3 separate regions of the Homo sapiens genome follow, and regions 1 and 2 are each linked to region 3. A link is a contact called in ENCODE Hi-C or POLR2A ChIA-PET data. All regions are on one chromosome and are shown on one strand. The core of a region is the stretch at or near the end of the contact, and the rest is flanking DNA. Distances in the headings are between cores, read along the strand shown. Region 1 holds the start of KIAA1614-AS1 (KIAA1614 antisense RNA 1). Region 2 has its middle 33 kb from the start of LINC01732. Region 3 overlaps MR1 (major histocompatibility complex, class I-related).

Evidence for each region. A loop is a pair of places that touch in the nucleus more often than their neighbours do. ChIA-PET counts read pairs that join two places held with the same protein, here RNA polymerase II (POLR2A). Pooled maps may share reads with other maps.
Region 1: a pooled map shows a loop between it and region 3 (3-fold over the local background). The contact joins the promoter of KIAA1614-AS1 here to the enhancer-like site in region 3. A Hi-C loop is called at or near these places in 3 of 50 pooled maps. POLR2A ChIA-PET finds 5 or more read pairs at or near these places in 4 of 52 experiments (AG04450, BJ, MCF 10A and 1 more).
Region 2: a map with no recorded cell type shows a loop between it and region 3 (4-fold over the local background). The contact joins two enhancer-like sites. A Hi-C loop is called at or near these places in 3 of 168 maps with a recorded cell type or tissue (B cell, GM12878 and gastrocnemius medialis), 27 of 37 single-sample maps with no recorded cell type and 12 of 50 pooled maps. POLR2A ChIA-PET finds 5 or more read pairs at or near these places in 16 of 52 experiments (AG04449, GM12878, H1 and 12 more).

Annotation. Positions count from the first base shown.
Region 1 is chr1:180,951,923-180,956,337 of GRCh38, reverse strand. It overlaps KIAA1614-AS1 (KIAA1614 antisense RNA 1), which reads left to right and starts at 1,451. Exons shown (of 2, transcript NR_145481.1): 1 at 1,451-1,670. RefSeq lists an enhancer at 1,216-1,821 and a silencer at 1,857-2,396.
Region 2 is chr1:181,139,184-181,143,462 of GRCh38, reverse strand. No RefSeq gene overlaps it. Among named protein-coding and RNA genes, the nearest start is that of LINC01732, 33 kb to the left of the region's middle. RefSeq lists enhancers at 1,340-1,840, 1,852-1,931, 1,841-2,341 and a cis regulatory region at 1,487-2,036. Within about 2 kb of position 1,747, at least 18 of the 41 ENCODE cell types and tissues checked have a DNase peak (open chromatin) inside an H3K27ac peak, as active enhancers do; they include gastrocnemius medialis, where a contact is called at or near this core.
Region 3 is chr1:181,060,862-181,065,300 of GRCh38, reverse strand. MR1 (major histocompatibility complex, class I-related) reads right to left here. Exons shown (of 6, transcript NM_001385161.1): 6 at 3,363-4,439. Among named protein-coding and RNA genes, the nearest start is that of IER5, 26 kb to the left of the region's middle. RefSeq lists enhancers at 2,454-2,503, 3,144-3,273. Within about 2 kb of position 2,725, at least 16 of the 41 ENCODE cell types and tissues checked have a DNase peak (open chromatin) inside an H3K27ac peak, as active enhancers do; they include gastrocnemius medialis, where a contact is called at or near this core.

The sequences.
Region 1 (4,415 bases), core at 202-2,701, 110 kb after region 3:
TGTGAGTAGGGGCCTGAGCCCAGACTGCAGAAGGACAAGACAAAGGCAGGCCCGGCAGGCAGCCTGGCAGCCACAGGAGAGCTCCGGATACCCTCCAGGACTGGCAGGGCAGCTGTTAAGCCCTGGCTCCATGGGCACATATCAGCGCCAGTCCCCGCAGCCCCTTTCCTCAGGGTCCAGCACTCCGACCTGGCCAACCCACAGCCAGAGAGCGCTGGGCAGAGCTTCTTGCCAAGGAAGGCTCTTGCCATTTCTAAGCAGGTGCTCTGGCTTTGTAGGAAAGAGGGAAACTTCTCTGCGGATATGTGGGGGAGGGAGGGAGAAAGGGGAAGGCCTGTTCATGCAGGTGCAGCAGGGCCTTTTGAGTCGCTCCAGAACTAGTCTGGGGACTTGGGGTGGGAAATGGGTTGGGTAGATGAACTAGGGAAGTCCACTTGTTGCCAGGTAAGTTTAGTGGAGGATAAACAAGCAATTCTACCTAAAGAGTCACAATAAAGAGCCCTTGGTACAAGATCCTATGGGATTTAAGGGGAGGAGCCGAAGTCAGCATGCAGTATCGGGAATGCTTCCAGAGACAGACACCTCTAATATTTTTGAAGGCTGCCACGGGGTTTGTGGGGGGACAGGGAAAAGGCATTCCAGCCAAGGCACATGCATAAAGCATGAGAGAGTAGGTGGGTGCATGGATGGGTGAAGTTGGGGCTAGTGGGATCCAGGAGCCAACAAACAAAGCTCCTGCCAATAATACCCACACAAGAATCCTGTGCCCAGAGGCAGTTTGGAAGACTAAGAAGTCCACAGTCGCATCATTGCCCTCCTCTCCTGGGTCATAGGCCTCTTCTTGGCACACCCGGAAAAGAGGTGGAAACAAACAGCTGCCCAGGACACCTGGGCATCTAGGATGGAGGCCTCTTCCCCACTACCCCAGGGGCCAGGCCATAGCCCTGAGGGTTTCTTCTGCCTCCCCGCAGAACAGAGCCATAACCCACTTTAAATTACAACTCGGTACACACTTGCAGAAGCATTTCTCAAAACCTAACCTACCCTTGGCTTGTATAAAGCACTCTAATTTTTATTTTAATTTAATGTTGGTCTCAACCCACAAAATTGCTTTTATAACCCATGAGTGAATTGTGCCTGCAGTTTGGAAACACTGCCCTGGAAAGGGATCTGCCTGCTCTTCTCCAGCCCCACTTCCCAGAAGAAAAACCAAAATGAGAGCCCCTGCGTCCTGGTGAAGGTCAGTGGCGGGCAGGCCAAGCAGGGCCTCCAGAGCTGCTCGAGGGCCTCCAAGGGAGGTGAGCTGCAGAGGGACCCAGGAGGGTGGAAGGATGCTGGCTGGAAGTCACAGAGGGCCAGGTTCAAATCCTGCCTCCGCTTTTGATTGGCTCCCAGACCTTGGATCTATCTGTGAATTAACCTTTGAGCCTCGGACTCCTCGTGCGTTAGCCTGGTATAATAGTCTCTCTCTCGCAGTGTTGCCGTATGGATTCAGGGTGATTTAATGACCTCAACAGAGCTCTGGAACATTTGCGTAGCTGGCAGGGCAAGGCGAGGGACAGCCCAACGAAGGCAGGTCCTTGAAGTCCTGGTTAACACTGGTTTCCAAAATTCGAGCCGGCCTGCGGTTTTTCCAGCACGCCTGAAAGCTGGGGACACTCATGCACCAGGTACTCATTCCTGCACACCCCGCCCCCGCCCCACGGACATGAGGGTCCATAGGTCGCCCCACTTCCTCCCCATCCCTCCGGCCAGCTCCAGCTCATCCTCCCAGTCTGGCTCGGCGCGCCGCCTCCACATCACCTTTCAGCAAGGCCCGGGACCGTGCGGTGCACCAGTAGGCCCCGTCCGCCTCCCCAGCCGTGCGTTTCTCAAAGGCAGGGTGAGCCCAGCAGTGTGTGTGCGTGTACGCGTGCGCGCGTGTGCTGGGGGCGGGGTTTGCAAAACTCCCGCGAGCCCGCCCTCCCTCCACCCTCAGGCTGCAGGCCCCCGCGGCTCTAACAGCCGGTGCCCTGCTGGACACACCCCGCCTCGCGGAAGCGGCCTTGGCACGAAGGCCCTGGCGACCCCCAGGCAGCGCAACGGGCCGCTCCCCTCTCACCCCCGCCCGCGCGAGGCCCCGCGGGAGGACGCGGACAGAGGCTGTTGGCTGTGCTGCCTGGCCCCACGCCTCCTGTCTGCGCGGCGGGAACACTCCGCGGGCGGCCGCGTGGCCGGGAAGGCGCGGCTGGCGCGGAGTCTGCGGGTGCAGAGCAAGCGGCCGCCCGCTGCCTGCCCTGGCCGGTGGGGACAGCCCGCCCTGCCAGGGAGACTTGGGGGGGCACCGGAGTCGCTGCGAGGTTGCCTCTAGTGGCCTGAGGGCGGGGCGGGCGCGGGGCAGCTGCTGAGGGCACAGTCGCCTCCTGGTCGCAGGGCCCGCGACAGACCCCGATTCTCCCTCCCGGGACACCGGGTGCCAGCTGCGGATATCTCTCGCCGCCGCTGCACCCCGCAGCGACAGAGGGGGGCCCCCGGGAAAGAGGGGAAAACCAGCCGCCGCCCGGGACGCTGGTTCTGCGGGTGGCTTCTGAAAATGCCCCCAAGCCCCGAGGAGACTGAGGTGCCTGAGGCAAAGGGGTGCCACTTTCTGCTCCGTGTAGTCCCAGTGTCAGGGGCCTTCTGTGAACCGCGGGAGGGACATAAGTTAGACACCGGGAATACCCACACCTTTGCATGTGGCTGCTTCGTTTCTGTGCCTGAGCCACTTGGCCCTTGCTGTAGCTTCCTACTCGTTTTACAAAGCCCTGCTTGTGCTCACCTGCCCGGTTGGCGCCCTTGCCAACTACCCGGCCAACCACGAATCACGGCCCCAGGCTGTCCACAGGCTACCCACAGGCTACACCGGCTGCAGCTCCTCTTGCAGCATACCCTGCATCCGGCGCTGTAATGTGTGTGTGCCTCCCCCTGGGCTGGGGCCCCTTGAGGCTGCGGGTCTTTCTTAAGTCCGGGGGCTCTTGCCTGGCCTAGGCCTGGTTCCTGGTTAATAAGCTCTCAGTAAGAAGGTTCTGATGGCCCAGGCACTATGGCTCAGGCCAGCACTTTGGGAGGCTGAGTCGGGCGGATCACATGAGGTCAGGAGTTCGAGACCAGCCTGGCCAACATAGTGAAACCCTGTCTCTACCAAAAATACAAAAATTAGCTAGACATAGTGGCAGGCGCCTGTAGTCCCAGCTACTTGGGAGGCTGGGGAAGGAGAATCACTTGAGCCCAGGAAGCGGAGGTTACAGTGAGCTGATACTGTGCCATTGCACTCCAAGCCTGGGCAACAGAGTGAGACACTGTCTCAAAAAAAAAAAAAAAAAAAAAAAAAAAAAGGTTCTGATGTTCCAGTGTGTGAGGCAGGGCTGCCCTAGGCCTTCGAGGTCAGCAGCTCCCCAGGCAGGCAGATGCAGGCAGTTGGGGAAGGTCAAACAGGAGGCTGGAGGAACCAAAGCCCCCTCCCATTTCCACACAAGGCAGGGCCTGCACATCAGGCTGCCCCAGGGAGAAGCTGGGATGCCAGCGCCTTTGCCTCCTTGGAATTAGGTCACCGTCCAGAGGCCTGGGAGCCTCCAGTGTCCCGCGTGCCTCGTGCCCCTCCCCTAGCACCAAGCCTTTTCTGGCATGGGGAGGCAGCTGCAGTGGGAAAAGTGGGCCCCAAGTCAGAGGGGCAGGATTGCATGCCCTGTCACTGCTGCTGAACTTGGTTCCCCATCTATGCAAAATGAAGACAATGAGCAGGACATACCTGGCAGGACTATTTAAGGACTAAGTATGTCACCAGCCCGGGAGGTGATACGCCTGAGGCCTTTTCCCGTCCTCCCAGCCCCAGCCACCCCCTTCCACCTCCTCCCACCTGGGAAGGCAAGTTGTCCTTTTCAGAGAAAAGTGGAGCTGTCTTTGGCCCCCAGGAGCTTTTCTCAACATGAAATTTCTCCAGTTTTGTGACCTTAGGCCAAGAATTGCAGTATAGGAGGAGCCAGGGTTTCTCCACACTTGAAGTTTCTTGCTGTGGGCTCATTTCTACACTTTGAAGAGTGCCAGTGCCCTCTTCACAGCCTGAAGCCCCAAGCACTTGTTCCTCTGGCCCCTCTGCTCACCTGCCAGATCCCCCTAATTCCTCCTCCACCCCCCTACCCCATTCTGTGAGCCATGGGGCTCAGCCCCTCCCTCTCCTCCCATGGGCATCATGAAGACAGGGTTCTACCTGGCTCCTGCTGCAAAGGCCCTGGGTGGGGGAACACACTCCCAACACTGCACAGGACTGCCTCCCCACCCCCACGACCTTGTCCCTGGGCCACAGGCCTGCTTCAGTGTTCTTGCCCAATGAAAGCTGCCCTGACACTCTTTTAAACCCGATTCTGCTGAGGGTTGGGTTTCTTGGTTCCAGGATTTTT
Region 2 (4,279 bases), core at 498-2,997, 79 kb before region 3:
TCTCCACTGAGGTTGAATTAAGATTTAAAGGTTTAACCTGTGACTCCCCCACAGGAATTGCATTTTCATTTAACAGGAGTACCACTTAGCCAATCTTAATCAAAGGAAGGACTCTCTTTTAGCAAAATTCCAGGCAATGTGATGAGCAAGTTGGGGAGATGTTTTCAGGCAGGGAGATCTGCCAAACACCCCTCATATCACATGACAGAGGCTACAGCTACAAACTGTCTTAGTGAAGAGAATTCCCTGTTGAAGTTTCCCCTTCATTCCAAAAAACCCAGTTCATCCCATAAACAAAGGGATCTTCCTCCAGGCAGGACGATGATCTCTTATGGTGGGGTGGCGGGACAGCAGATGTCACAGAGGCCTGGGGTCACTGAGTTCAAGTCCTGGGTCTGCCATTTATTGCTGTATAATCTTGGGCAGTTATTTAATTTTTCTCTAAGACTCGACTTCACCATCCATTAAACAGGAGTTCAGAGCATTTGCCTCTGAGGCTGTTGTGAGCCCAGATTTAAATCACATGGTCACTGTAAACACTAGTTCCTTCTCCTCCCACCCCCAACCCTCACCTCCCCAACTTATTACTTCAGACTTGAAACACCATCAGTCATTCTCACTGCCTCCACCATTTATCTCAGTGTCTTTCAACACCCAATTCACTTAGAGAAGCCTAATTTTCTTCCTGTTCATGCGCTATTAGCTGCTCTGACAACTCTAGGTGATGAAAACCCATTTGTGTGGGACAGGCTGAGCCTCCACACCCAGCGGAGCGGGCTGTGTCTGCGAGCCGCCTGCAGGGGGCAGCATCGGGCAGCGTAAGGCAACGCCAGGGCTCCCTTGTAAAACGCTGGGGTCGGTCTGGGGAGGGCCGCAGAGAAGGCGTTTCAATTCAGACTCCAGCTGACAAAGGATCCATTTTACTCCATGCGGGTCTGACGCAGTCTGTCAGAGAGTCAGGTCTTTGGTAAACAAGAGTGCAGGGAGTGGCTATCCAAAAGCAACCCCGACCCGCGCAAGTCCAGCAGCGTTTTTCCCAAACCCACACCGGGACTAGGTTACCTTTTAATAAGCACGGGTGAGAGAAGCAGAAGACATCTCCTTATGAACTCACGGGGCCCTTGTTGCGGATGCGCCTTTCACCCCCAGTGAAGTAGTGGGAGAGAGCCCTTGACAAGGACAAGAAGGGGAGCTTAACCTCCCCCTCCCCATAAGCATTTTTAGATTTTCCCACACACTCAGCCCCTTCGAGGAGTCCTGGAGAAAACAAAAGAAACAGACACAGATGCTGATTCTAAAGAAGCTATTAATATTGTTGAAAAGACATGCAGATGTGAAGCTGGGATGCAAGGGTACACATGATCATGCTCTGTTTCTGAGAAAGCCTGGTGGCTCCGTGTCCCCAAAGCCCCAGGATGCACAGGCCAACCTGGGATGAATTTCTATGATTTGTGAATTTGTTGACGTGGAAAAACAAAGGGGCAGAACGTTTAAAATCAATCAAGCCTGCCCTGGAAGTCCAGAATATGGGATCGCCGAAGGGACAGATGATCAGAGCTGTAGGAATTTGAGGAAGGGAGCTATTGATGAATGTGGTGTTAAGTGGCCTGGACAAGCCAGTGGACTTGGTCATTCCTGAGAGCCTCGGGCCTCTGTGCCAATGAGAGACACTCATCACCCACTCTCCTATTGACTTTGGCTGGGGAGGGGAACTGCTATGTCACCATGACATCATCACCTTCCAGGAATCATCGAGTCAGCCTCAGCCCTCGAGGCCCCGGAAGTGGAGGCCCCAAGGCAGGACCCACTCACTTCCTCCTAGCCAAAGGCCAGGGGAGAAGGGGCTGCTCCCCACAGAGCTTTGGGCCTGTTTTTCACCACCCTCTCCCAGTACTCAAGGCAGCCAGGACCTGACCCAGGGTAGGTCAGCTTTGCAAAGAGACAGACATCAGCATGGTGCCAGCTGCACCACGCCCACCCACACTCTCACACTGTGGGAGAGAGGCCCCCAGTGGAGAATGGCAGTGGCTGAGAGTTGAAATGCAAGCATCCCTGGTAGAGGTCGGGCTTGTAGCTTTACCAGTCCTTCATACCTCCTTATGTACATGAGCTTCTAAGGGAAAAAATGTGATGGAGGAAGGAATTAGGAATGAAGTAAGAGGGAGTGGGGGCTGGCAGGAACAAGTGCAGAAAGCCGAGGTGGGGAGGGCTAAAAGGAAACCTGTGCCCACTTCATAGCTGAAGGTCACTGCAGATCTGGTGTCACCTGCAGATAGTCATGGGGGGAGGCAGATCGGTCCAGGCCCATTCCTTTCCGGAAAGACAGTGAGCACCACACAGCTCAACTCATCCCATGGCCAGAAGCCCAGGTACAGCACCAGAGGGTATCCACCTGTGGCCCTCAGGGGGTGACTTCCTCTTGCCCTTTCCTCCAGCATAGTCACAGGTGCCTCCCCCATCTTCCCCATATCAGAACTTTCCCTTCTCTGCTAAGAGGATTCAAACCAGTATCTGTCCACACCACATCAGCATCTGTTTCATCTTTTCATTAAACTCAGTGTTCCATTGCTCTGTAAGCTGGTCTTAGGAAAAAGAAAATTAACCAGTAGGCAATAATACGATTTTCTAGCATGGCAAACATCCTATACTCCTCCTACCCCCACTAACACACACACACACATACACACACACACGTGTGCACACACACAATTGGCCATGTTTACTACATTGATTCACTTAATGCCAACAACACCCTGCCAGGTAAATATCTCCATCTTCCAGCTGAGAACACTGCAATTCAGAAAGGGAAAGGAAGTTCTCCAGGGCACACAACTAGTGAGTGACAAAGCCAGTCTCAGAAGCCAGGTCCGTCTGTCTCCAAGGAGCTGGGATCTTTGCATTTGGGTACTCTGACTCAAAATAGGAGCCTCCTCTGCCTCTGAGTCAGAAACTTTAAAATTAGAATTTCATTCAGCGATTCACAAAATCTTAAGGTTGGAAGAAATGTTGAAGGTTGTCCAGGTCCATGACCCGGCAGACATCTGCCTCTCCTGCATAGCAGTGTTCTGGCTTCTGCTTGGATGCTCCATATCCAGGAAGTGTCCTGGTTCAGCCCATGCCGGTTTAGAATTATTAGATGGTTCTAGTGGTTTTGGAGCTGAACTCTCTCCCTATAACATCCATGCATTGGGTCTCCTCTTGGGAACATACAGAACCTAAGCAGTGTCACCCCTAAATTCTCTTTCACCAGACTGTGTGTTCTCAAGTCCTTGCAAGCTGCTCTTATGTGGAGGTTTCTCCCCACTCTCCTCTGTATGGGGGTCTGGTTTGTCTGTTCAGTCTCGAAGGGAGACCCAGCATGACTGTAATTCTCCGGAAGGGAGCTGACCAGCCCTGAGAAGAATGGGAGCAGGTTCCACTGAGGAGACTGTAACTTGTTCATTTATTTACAGATCTTAATACACTGGGGACTCATTTTGACCTTATTATGAATGAAAACCCTTAAATGCCTTTCCCATATGCTGTCCCTAAGCCACACCCTTTCCTGCCCCTGTGCGGCTGGGTTTGAGATGTTTATAACCTGTTCTCTCGGGTTAGGCAATGGCCTGAACATGCTCTTGTATGGTCTGACCAGCCCCCTGCTGCCCGGGCCTCTCCTCAGTGCTCCCTGGCACTGCTGACCCTCTAGGGCCCAGCCACATCCTCCCTCTGGCCCTGCTCTGGTTGTCCACTCTGAGGCTCAGCCATGGGGCCTCCTAGGCCCACCTCTGCAGCATGCTGGCTCTTAATTCCCAGCCTCCTTATGCCCCGCAGGAGGCACCTGGGAAGTCGCGGATACACCTTCATGCAGGTCGTGGAGAAGCAAGGGCCACTGTCTCAGCCCTTCCTCTGACAGGACACAATTTGCCAGCATTTCCACCATGCCGGGGCTGCCCTGCAGACACCTGCAAGGGACTCTCTTCCCAGATATCCAAATGGGAAGTAGGCGGCAGGCCCCTCTACTTTCTACCTCCTATCTACCTATGTAGGCTGTTTCTACCACCTTGCCCCTACCCTTAGTTCATGGGTGGTGGGTGGGGCACACAGCATGGTACCCTGCTCCCTCATTGTGTCAATCTCCCTCCAAGCCTCTCCCAGCACCAGCTGGGTTTTTCTTCCTTCCTGTGGGGCAGGCACTTCCTTTGTGTGGAATCCTCTGTTCTCTCCACTGTGGCTTCACACATCAAGCCATGCTCAGATCCCCCCAGCTCTGCTCTGGATTTACAGAAGGGATCTTCTT
Region 3 (4,439 bases), core at 1,476-3,975:
GCTCAGCTAATTTTTGTATTTTTAGTAGAGACAGGGTTTCACCATGTTGGCCAGGGTGGTCTTGAACTCCTGACCTTGTGATCCGCCTGCCTCGGCCTCCCAAAGTGCTGGGATTCAGGCGTGAGCCACCACGCCTGGCCAGGTTAAAATATTTTGATTTTCTTCTTTGTCTGGTAATGTTATGTCAGAGTCAAGTTGGAAAATAAATCATGATATGTAGGGTTAAATAAAACCCATCTGATGAGAATTTATGATTTATAGAGCATGACTCCCCAGTCCCCTTAGATAAGAATTTGGGCAAGATAAAAAAATCAGAGTTTAGTCCTCAATAGTTTTAAGTGGATGACACCTCACAGTTTTGGTCAGGCATTGATGGAGTGGGCCTACTGTGTGCAGATAGGACAGTGCCCTGTGTGCAGATAGGACAGTGCCCAGACTCAAGACAGTGTCTTGAGTCTGAATCATGCCTCTGCCACTTATTAACTATATAACCTTGTCAAGAAATACAATTTATCTGAACTTCAACAAAATAATAATAATAATACCTGCTGCCAACGTTGTTATGAGGAATAGAAGTAATATATGTGAAGTACCCAGTGCATAGTAAGCACCCATAAATGGTGGCTGCGATTATATGGGACATGGGGAGCAGTCCCTGGAGAGCACGTAGAGGAAGACACATCCCAGATGCCATTTCTTTGCAATATGCTTGCACACACACATCTCCTTTAATCCCCACTTTGACACTGGAAGACAGGTATTGACTAGCCCCGGGTTTTATAAAAATGAGGCTCAGAGAAGTTAAACAACTTAAGATCACCCTGATACTAAGTGAAGGACACAGAATTCACATTGTGCCCTTAAGGGGTTTATAGTCCAGCCAGGGAGATAAGCCGAGCAGAAACAGATAAATACCAACACAGAATAGCTAAGTGTCAGTTGAGTGGCAGAGCTGAAAAGCACTTAGGCGTTTAGTAAGGGAATTATTTCTCTGAGGATAGGCTATCAGGAAGACAAAAGGAAACTAGAGGATTAGAAGTTCCTCTGTCTCACTGAACATCTCTGAGTTCCTTGCTGTCGCCATCGCCACTGCCTATGGGTCCTCTTAGCCCAGCCCAGCGGCTGCAGGGAAGGAGGCAGTGCTGAGCCCTTCATCCTCCCCATGTCCTTTGTTTCATGGCATATTTATGTGCAGGCCCTCCCATCTCACTTGAAAGTTTTATTCAACCTGTGTCTTCAGTATTACTATGAAAGCTCACTGTCAGAGTTGTATTTCTTTCTTTCTTTTCTTTTTTTTTTTTTTTTTTTTTTTTTTTTGAGACAGAGTTTCGCTCTTGTCGCCCAGGCTGGAGTGCAATGGTGCAATCTTGGCTCACTGCAACCTCTGCCTCCCAGGTTCAAGTGATTCTCCTGCCTCACCCTCCCAAGTAGCTGGGATTATAGGCACCAGCAACCACACCCAGCTAATTTTTTTGTATTTTTAGTAGAGACGGGGTTTCACCATGTTGCCCAGGCTGGTCTCGAACTCCTGACCTCAAGTGATCTGCCCGCCTTGGCCTCCCAAAGTGCTGGGATTACAGGTGTAAGCTACCGTGCCCCCAGCCAGAGTTGTATTTCTTCTGTTAGCAGAAAACCCAGGGACTGTTTTATAGAAATGCATTCTAGATTACAATCTCTAAAATTATTTTCTGTGATGTGAGCTTGATTTTTCTATAAGCATATGTCTGGGCCATTTTTGTACTTGCTAATTTTCAGAACATCATTGTGCTGTGTTGCCTACAGAGTCTGGCTTGTAGGAGCAGCAGTTCATTTTGTCAATATGCATATGTACTGAGTGCCTACTATGTGCCAGGCACTGAAGTGTCAGGCCTTATGGCGCATATATTTCATGAATGGTTGATTAACTAATGAAGGCCATAAGAATTTGATTTAAATATCAGTATTTGTGGCAGATTATTAATAAGAAACTGGGGTAAAAAAAACTCTGTGGCTTGAATGAAAATATGGTGTATACCATGCCACACAGAAAAAACGAATAATTCCTTGTGGCTGGGGGCAGTCTCTAAAAATGTCATCATTAGGCCCAGAAACATGTCATCTTGTAGACTAATTTCAAGTCTGTGAAGCTGCACTAGTTTACAGATCTTTGAAATTTGATCTCAATTTCAGTTGCAAAGACCTAAATTGGATTAGAACAGCTTGCCTGTCTTCTTCAGGGATCCTCAGGGACCAATGACCATTCAGTCTTTTAACAGTAAGGTGAAGGGCTGCCCATGTGCTCGGCCTTGGTGGGTTACATCTGGTTTGGCAACTTCCTGTTGTGTGTAACACAGGGACTGTGCATTCGTAGCTGTTTCGTGAGTAATATGCAGAGTGCATGTGTTGGGTATTTTAAAGTACGTGAGAGGGTTGTGTTTCAGCAGCTGATGGGATGCCAAATGTTTGACTTTTTATTATTCCAGCCCTTCAGATTTCCCCAGAATTGTCACCTTCTAGAGCGTGTGTCTTGCCAGTGTGTTCCAGGAATTCTCTATTTATGCCACTGTGATGTTGCTCAGAAAACAACAGAGCTTTCGGTTAGTTCAAGTAAACTTAGAATCTGCGCTGATGCCTCAGAAAGGAAGAAAGGCCAGGACGGCCTCGGCTTGGGTGGCACTCTTATTTCTCCCTTGGTTTCACTTCCTTATTTTCGTGGCTTCCCATTTCATCCTGTAGCCTCCTCTCAGAAGCTGTTTCCCCCCTTCCTACTCCCTTCCCACCCCCGGGTTGTTTCCCCGGTTGTTCCCACACTCTAGCCCATTTGTGTCCTCAGAGGTCTGGCCGCTGCCACTGCACCTGCCTCAGACCCAGTGTCACCTCGCCAGGGCTTCAGCCAGCCTGACCTTCCAGCTGCCACCCAGCAGCTCAGCTTAGGGACTCAGAACCTTCTGGCCCAGACCTTCATACCCAACTCCCGCCCAGGGGCAAATGCAGAAGCCTCTGCTGGTGCAGCCAACACGGAGTGGGGGCAAGGCGGAGAGGAAAAGCAACAGCTCAGGGTGTGGTAAGAGTGCTCAGGGTGCTTCCCAGCTCAGGGCATTGGTAAGAGTGGGTGGAATTTGCATGTTAAGAACTTTCATTAACCAAATACCCAAATGGTGACAGAAAAGCAAATTCAGACTAGTTACATTTCTGGAAGGTTTCAGATATTTGGGCCCCCAAGATGGCTGAGAACTCATTTCTCAGCACCTCTTCTCATAGCCTTCGAGAAAAACAGTACCTCCCATAAGAACCTCCGAATTCTATCTTTGTCTTTAATATGTATGTGTTGGGTGGGGTGGGGGTATTGATGGAATGTTTCAGATCACTAATCTCACAGACAATGCAATGACAAGATAAAGTTTATTAGATGGAGAATGTTAATACAGCTGAAACCTTTGAAGAATTCAGACCAGTCCTCAAACCATTCATCCTGAGTACCTGGAATGTTATATGATCTTGAGTGGGATATTTCCCCTCTATGACTTCAGCTGTAAGATGACACTGTTCTTTTGTACCAGTACATGAAGACTAGCTAATTAAAATACTATACTAGTTCATTCAAAAAGTATTTACTGAGTTGCTACTACGTACAAGGCATCATGCAAACAGACTGTGCAGTATTACATAAAATTTTTAAAATAGATTTCCATAAATAAACACCATGATAGGATTATGTAACATCTTCCAGGGAATTTTAACCGTTTGGATGTACTACACAGTGGTTCTGGTTCTACCAGTCTAAATGAATTGACTTGTTTTTTTTTCCACCATCACTCCTCCCTTTCAATTCAATTCATTCATTCTGGTGTGCAGCCCATTTCTGTCTATTTTCTAATGATATGACCAGAGCCACCATGTAGGCTTGTGCCCTGCACAAGGATAGATACCCCACTGGGGAACAAACGGGACCAAAATCTACTCTGTGTTCTGCTGGCCAAGCCGGGTGACCTGGCCTGGGCTGGCGTCCTCCCAGAAGAAGGGTTCATTTTTCCAGTTTGCACACATGTGCTATTTGTGGGTTAGCTGAGGCCCTGCTTATGTCTTCAGTTGGTTCACAAACCAGAAACAGAACAAATGGCCATCATTTGATTACAAATGTAATCAAACTAGATTTACAACCAAGGCTTGCTGAGTGGCATTATGGGTTTTATCCTGTTGCATGGCAAGCCGCTCATGCACGGGCTGTGCTCAGTGTCCTTTTTCCTCAGCCATGCCAGCCATGGGGAAGCAGGAGGGGAGCTTGTTGGAGAAGGTGGCCTCAATGAGAGCCTTGGTGCATTCCCCTGAAGCCACAGTTTGGGGCTTCTCCCTCAGCAGGGGTCTCCACAGTCTGAGTGTTTTCAGAAATCTTATATCCAGGGGACCCCAAATCTTATGTCCAGGCCCCAGGGTCTGAACTCATATTTAAGTACTGAAAG